2 separate regions of the Homo sapiens genome follow, and region 2 is linked to region 1. Evidence: read pairs that join two places in POLR2A ChIA-PET (ENCODE). Cell type or tissue: Panc1. All regions are shown on one strand. Links, peaks and the distances in the headings refer to the core of each region. The heading gives the core; the rest is flanking DNA. Region 1 overlaps KMT2E (lysine methyltransferase 2E (inactive)). Region 2 overlaps KMT2E (lysine methyltransferase 2E (inactive)).

Region 1 (2,823 bases), core at 187-2,686:
TCCCAGGCTGGAATGCAGTGGCTCTATCTCAGCTCATTGCAACCTCTGCCTCCCGGGTTCAAGCAATTCTCCTGCCTCAGCCTCCCGAGTAGCTGTATTACAGGCGTGTGTCACCACGCCCAGCTAATTTTTGTGTTTTTAGTAGAGATGGGGTTTCATCATTTTGGCTAGGCTGGTCTCGAACTCCTGACCTCGTGATCCACTCTCCTCGGACTCCCAAAGTGTTGGGATTACAGGCATGAACCACTGCGCTCAGCCGGTGCTCGGGTATTTTTAGTTTGAATTTGTATAATTGAAGATTCTAAAATATTTTGTATATAATGAAACATTTTCAGAAACTTTTTACTTGTTCTTTTTTCATCCAGTGCTTAACATTTTTGCTTGTGATTTCTTGACACTTAATCGACTATGAAGAAACTATTTTTTTTTCTGCTGCTTTTAAAGTGAGTGTTGATTTGTTTGTACTAATTGGAGGTGCTTTCATTTAAGCGTGGCTTTGTTTTTGTATTCAAAAGCCTGCTTTAAAGTACTGTCCTTGCATTGTTTACAACTGTTCTTTTTTTGTTGTTTGTTTTGTGACAGAGTCTCACTCTGTCATCCAGGCTGGAGTGCAGTAGGGCAGTCTCAGCTCACTGCAACCTCCAGGCTCAAGGGATTCTCATGTCTTAGCCTCCTGAGTAGCTGGGATTACAGGTGCATGCCACCACACCCAGCTAATTTTTGTATTTTTAGTAGAGACAGGGTTTCACCACATTGACCAGGCTGGCCTCGAACTCCTGGGCTCAAGCGATCTGCCCACCTTGGCCCCCCAAAGTGCTGGGATTACAGGCATGAACCACCATGCCCAGCCATGTTTACAGCTGTTCTTAGGGTAATGCTGAATTTTTCATTTGTTTCGTACTTAATCATAAACAATTTTTTCTTATAATTTTTTTCACTTGTAATACATACAGAGCTCATTGTATTCATATAATGTTCTGTAAGTGTTAAGCAGCTCCCCTACTTTGAGCAATGTGTTTTATATAAAATATCTTAATCATCCCAGCAAAAAGGCAGGTATTATTTTCATTTTATAAGAAATGCAGCTCAAGGAGATTAACACATTTGCCTATGGCCACATAATTAATAAAAGGTAGAGTTAGGTTTGAACCCAGAGTTGCTTGGCTCCAGATTCATGCTGCCACATAGGTCAGAAGAGTCACATTTAGTTAATAGAGGAGTAAAATGAAGTGAAATGCCACATGTGATGAACTGAGGACAATTGTCATACCAAACTTCATTTGCTCTTTATTTTTAAATTTCTTACGTATTTTCATACAAATATTTAAAAATAATAGATTGTAAGAGAGAGAAAAGAAATGGACAGATTTTGATCGCAAATCTGAAGGAGTATATTGAGAAGTCATGGAGATTTTTTACACCTATTAATATAACAATTAGTATAACCTATTCATGTTATGCCTTCAATAACATACACTGGCTATGGTTATATTATTGAAATGTATGTTATTGGAGGTCTTAACACTCAAAGGGAAAATTAGAGGTTTTACCTAAGATCTAAGATGCTGGTATGAGCTTCTCATCAAAACCCACTTGCAGTTTGAGAGTTTATACAGAGAAGAAATTAAATTTTTAATTGGGAAGAAGAACATCCTTTAAGTCCAGTTTCTGAGGAATTAGAGCTTATTTATTCCATCATTCTAAACTGTTCTTTTTCTCTAAATGCCTCCTCAATTTAATGATTGGCATTTTTCCCTTTTTAGATTTTCAGTTCTAACTTACTTAAATTTCTTTTTTTCTTTTTTTTTTTTTTTGAGACGGAGTCTTGCTCTGTCGCCCAGGCTGGAGTGCAGTGGCGGGATCTCGGCTCACTGCAAGCTCCGCCTCCCGGGTTCATGCCATTCTCCTGCCTCAGCCTCCCAAGTAGCTGGGACTACAGGCGCCCGCCACTACGCCCGGCTAATTTTTTGTATTTTTAGTAGAGACGGGGTTTCACCGTTTTAGCCGGGATGGTCTCGATCTCCTGACCTCGTGATCCACCCGCCTCGGCCTCCCAAAGTGCTGGGATTACAGGCGTGAGCCACCGCGCCCGGCCACTTACTTAAATTTCTGCATTAATAATATATGATGTGGCTTAGGTGATAATTTGTGATGGTTTTTTAATGAATAAGGACATTTTGGTATAAAACAAATAAGATTTTAAATTTGTAAAGTGGTTCCAGAAAAATGTGGCAATATCAAATAGATTATTGCAAACAGAGTAGTGGTTGTTCTTCCTTTAAAGTTTTTGATGTTAATTTAGAATTACAACACATTTGGAAATAGCGTTTTTTCATTTTTAAGAATAGAAATATTACGTAAATAATTCAGCTCAGTGTGGTGGCTTATACCTGTAATTCCAGTGCTTTGGGAGGCTGAGGCAGGCAGATCGCTTGAGCCCAGCAGTTTGAAACCAGCCTGGGTAATACAATGAGACCCTGTCTCTACAAAATAAAAATTTTTTAAAAATTAGCTGGGCATGGCAGCGCATGCCTGTAGTCCCAGCTACTTGGGAGGCTGAGGTGGGAGGATCACTTGAGCCCAGGAGTTCCAGGCTGCAGTGAGCCATGATCGCACCACTGCGTTCCAGCCTGGGTGACAGAGCAAGACCCTGTCTCAAAAAAGTAAAACAAAATAATTCTACTTCTGATGACCAAAAATGTTCTCTATATTTGTAAAGTTAGTGAAGCAATGAAAATTAAAGTGGTATAAATTTAGGACTACCAGAATTTAGGCTTTGGGTAACTCTAGTCTAAAATAATATCTAGTACCATTTTGTAACAT
Region 2 (2,823 bases), core at 7-2,506, 55 kb after region 1:
GAATTTTTATACCACCACAACATAAACTTCATGAGGGAAAAAACTTTCAGTTTTATTCATTGTTGTAGCCCTAGCTCCTAGGGGAATAAAAAATGGTGGGCAAAAAAGTAGACCATCAATAAATGAGCTAACTGAATGTTTATAACAACCACTTGAGGAAAGATAGACAGACAGATACAGGCCCATGAATGTGAACTGAATGAAGCTTCCCTGTAGTTCAGGTAATGGATGATCTGGAGGCCTTGCCCTGAATTGTGCAGGATTCCCCACAATTTTCTCGGCTTTCATCCTTCACATCAAGTATTCCACGCAAGTATAATTTGAGATGCTTTGTGAAAAAGAGCCGTGACCAGTTTACTGTGATGAGCACTATACTATATTCTTCCTTTTCAGATTACCAGTGTACATGTGTTTAAAAACTTGACACAATTGTCAGATTTTCCTAAACTTGTATACCCTTGCAGTTTCTTGTGGATAACACCTTTGACCCCCACAGAGTGTTATTCAGTGGAACAGACTCTGTGGGAAAACACTGCAGAATCCATGCTGTTACTAAATGTCTCTAGGAAAACTTGACTGACTTCATTTAGAAAATCACTTTAGAATATGCAATGCTTTAATAATAAAATAGGATAAGTTTGTTGCCAGAAAAGTCATCTGGTGACAGGATTTGAGATGTTATCCAACTCCCTGTTCTGTCCTCCGTTGATGCTGATTTTTTTTGTAAGGTCCTGTTTTCTCTAATTGTAGAGACTGGGAATTTTATTTCTAAAGATAAGTAATTAATGACATTGTGGTGTTAGTGAAAGGGAACCTGTTTATTATTTTTTTCATTTTTTTTGAGACGGAGTCACACTCCGTTGCCAGGCCTGGAGTGCAGTGGCACAATCTTGGCTCACCGCAACCTCTGCCTCCCGGGTTCAAGTGATTCTCCTGCCTCAGCCTCCCAAGTAGCTGGGATTACAGGTGCCCACCACCACGCCTGGCTAATTTTTTGTATCTTTAGTAGAGATGGGGTTTCACCATGTTGGCCAGGCTGGTCTTGAACTCCTGACCTTGTGATGATCCACCCACCTCTGCCTCCCAAAGTGCTGGGATTACACGCGTGAGCCACTGTGCCCAGCCACCTATTTTTATTAGGTACTCAGTTCAAACAAAATGAGGTTAATCAGCTTTAACTGCCTTCTAATAAATTCAAGATTTCCAAAATTGTTGAAATGCTTCCAGTTAGTTACATGTCTTTAAGTAACGTGATACGTGCTTGACATAATGTACACATGGTTCTTACTCATTTAAAAACAATGTGAGTGCTTGCCATTTGAGATATCGGATGAGCAAAGAAGGAAAGGTCACTGCTCTGGAAAAGCTTTCGTAGAGAATGGGGTAGAGGAAATAACAAACGAGTATCAAAATAATAAAGAGTGCCATGAGTATAAATTCCATCATCACATGATAGAGGAAATGGAGACACCACACAAGCCATACGTGTTATTTTGGAATGATTTTTATTAGTAACAAATAATCTTACCCATCTTTTTAGATTTATAAGTTTATCTTTGTTATATAAAAGGGTAACAAGTTTTTTTGAGCAAGGAATCATTTAATTTCTCTATTTCAAGACCAAAGAAGAATAGGGTGATTTTGTAGGTGGGCTCTGGCTTTCCTTTTCCTATTTTTTTTTTTTTTTTTAGATAAAGACAGGGCCTCGCTCTGTTGCCCAAACTGGAGTGCAGTGGTATGACCAATAGCTTACTGCAGCCTCCAACTCCTGGACTCAAGCAATCCTCCTGCCTCAGTGTCTGGAGTAGCCAGAACTACAGGTGCATGCTACCATGTTCCACTAATTTTTTTGTTTGTTTCCTGAGACAGAGTCTTGCTTTGTCACCTGGCTGGAGTGCAGTGGCGCAATCTCAGCTTACTGCAACCTCCACCTCCCTGGTTTAAGTGATTCTCCTGCCTCAACCTCCTGAGTAGCTGGGACTACAGGCGCGTGCCACACCTGGCTAATTTTTGTTTTTTTAGTAAAGACAGGGTTTCACCATGTTGGCCAGGATGGTCTTGATCTCTTGACCTCATGATCCACCCTCCTCGGCCTCCCAAAGTGCTGGGATTACAGGCATAATAAACCACTGCGCCCAGCCTAAATTTTTTTGTGGAGATGGGAGTCTTGCTTTGTGATGGGGATATTATTAAGCAGACTGCTTATAGGAAATTACAATGCTTGGTATTTACTCTTGGAAAACCATAAACTAAGACATATGTCATAAAAACAATGTATAGATTTCATGGGAAATCTATCGAGTTTAGATTATATAGCACAGGTGTTAGGGGCTATGGAAAGTCTGCAGGGGTTAATTAGGAATCCTAATTTCTCTATCTCCAGAGTCAGCTCTAACTACCTCAAAGAATAAAACTTATTTTTCAGTTAGAGCTATAAAATGGGAGGCAAATTTTGTCTTTAAATAGGTACCATATACATGGCTGTGTCAAAGAATGTACTGTATGTAATGGTGACTAGAAAAGCTGAATGATGTATGACCTTTAAGAAATTAAAAATAAATGTAGAAAATCAGGCACGTTTATGTTCCAAAATATTTGTGTATTTTAAGATAAAGCTAGGTCTAAAGCTGTTAGGAAATGTTTAGTGCTTAAGCTTTATTCTTACCCAGCTGTAGTAATGTAGGAAGAGTTTTGCTTTATGTAGCGGCAGTAATTGGAAAGAAGAGTAATACAGAAACCAGGAAACCTGCATAACCTGCATAGTAATTATGGCTCTGCTTTTGAATGAGTCACTTAATACACATGGGCTTTGGTTTCTTCAGC

Evidence for each region. ChIA-PET counts read pairs that join two places held together with the same protein. Peaks named below come from ENCODE experiments on the same cell type or tissue, not always from the same donor. Only the 100,000 strongest peaks of a DNase experiment are listed, where the experiment ranks them.
Region 2: POLR2A ChIA-PET joins it to region 1 with 5 read pairs; 10 of 35 experiments call an interaction of 5 or more read pairs at or near these places.

Annotation. Positions count from the first base shown.
Region 1 is chr7:105,041,441-105,044,263 of GRCh38, forward strand. The region is part of intron 3 of KMT2E (lysine methyltransferase 2E (inactive)); the gene reads left to right. Among named protein-coding and RNA genes, the nearest start is that of KMT2E, 29 kb to the left of the region's middle. In Panc1, for the core only: no CTCF peak of the experiment used is centred there; no DNase peak of the experiment used is centred there.
Region 2 is chr7:105,096,563-105,099,385 of GRCh38, forward strand. The region is part of intron 15 of KMT2E (lysine methyltransferase 2E (inactive)); the gene reads left to right. Among named protein-coding and RNA genes, the nearest start is that of KMT2E, 84 kb to the left of the region's middle. In Panc1, for the core only: no CTCF peak of the experiment used is centred there; a DNase peak (open chromatin) is centred at 1,289.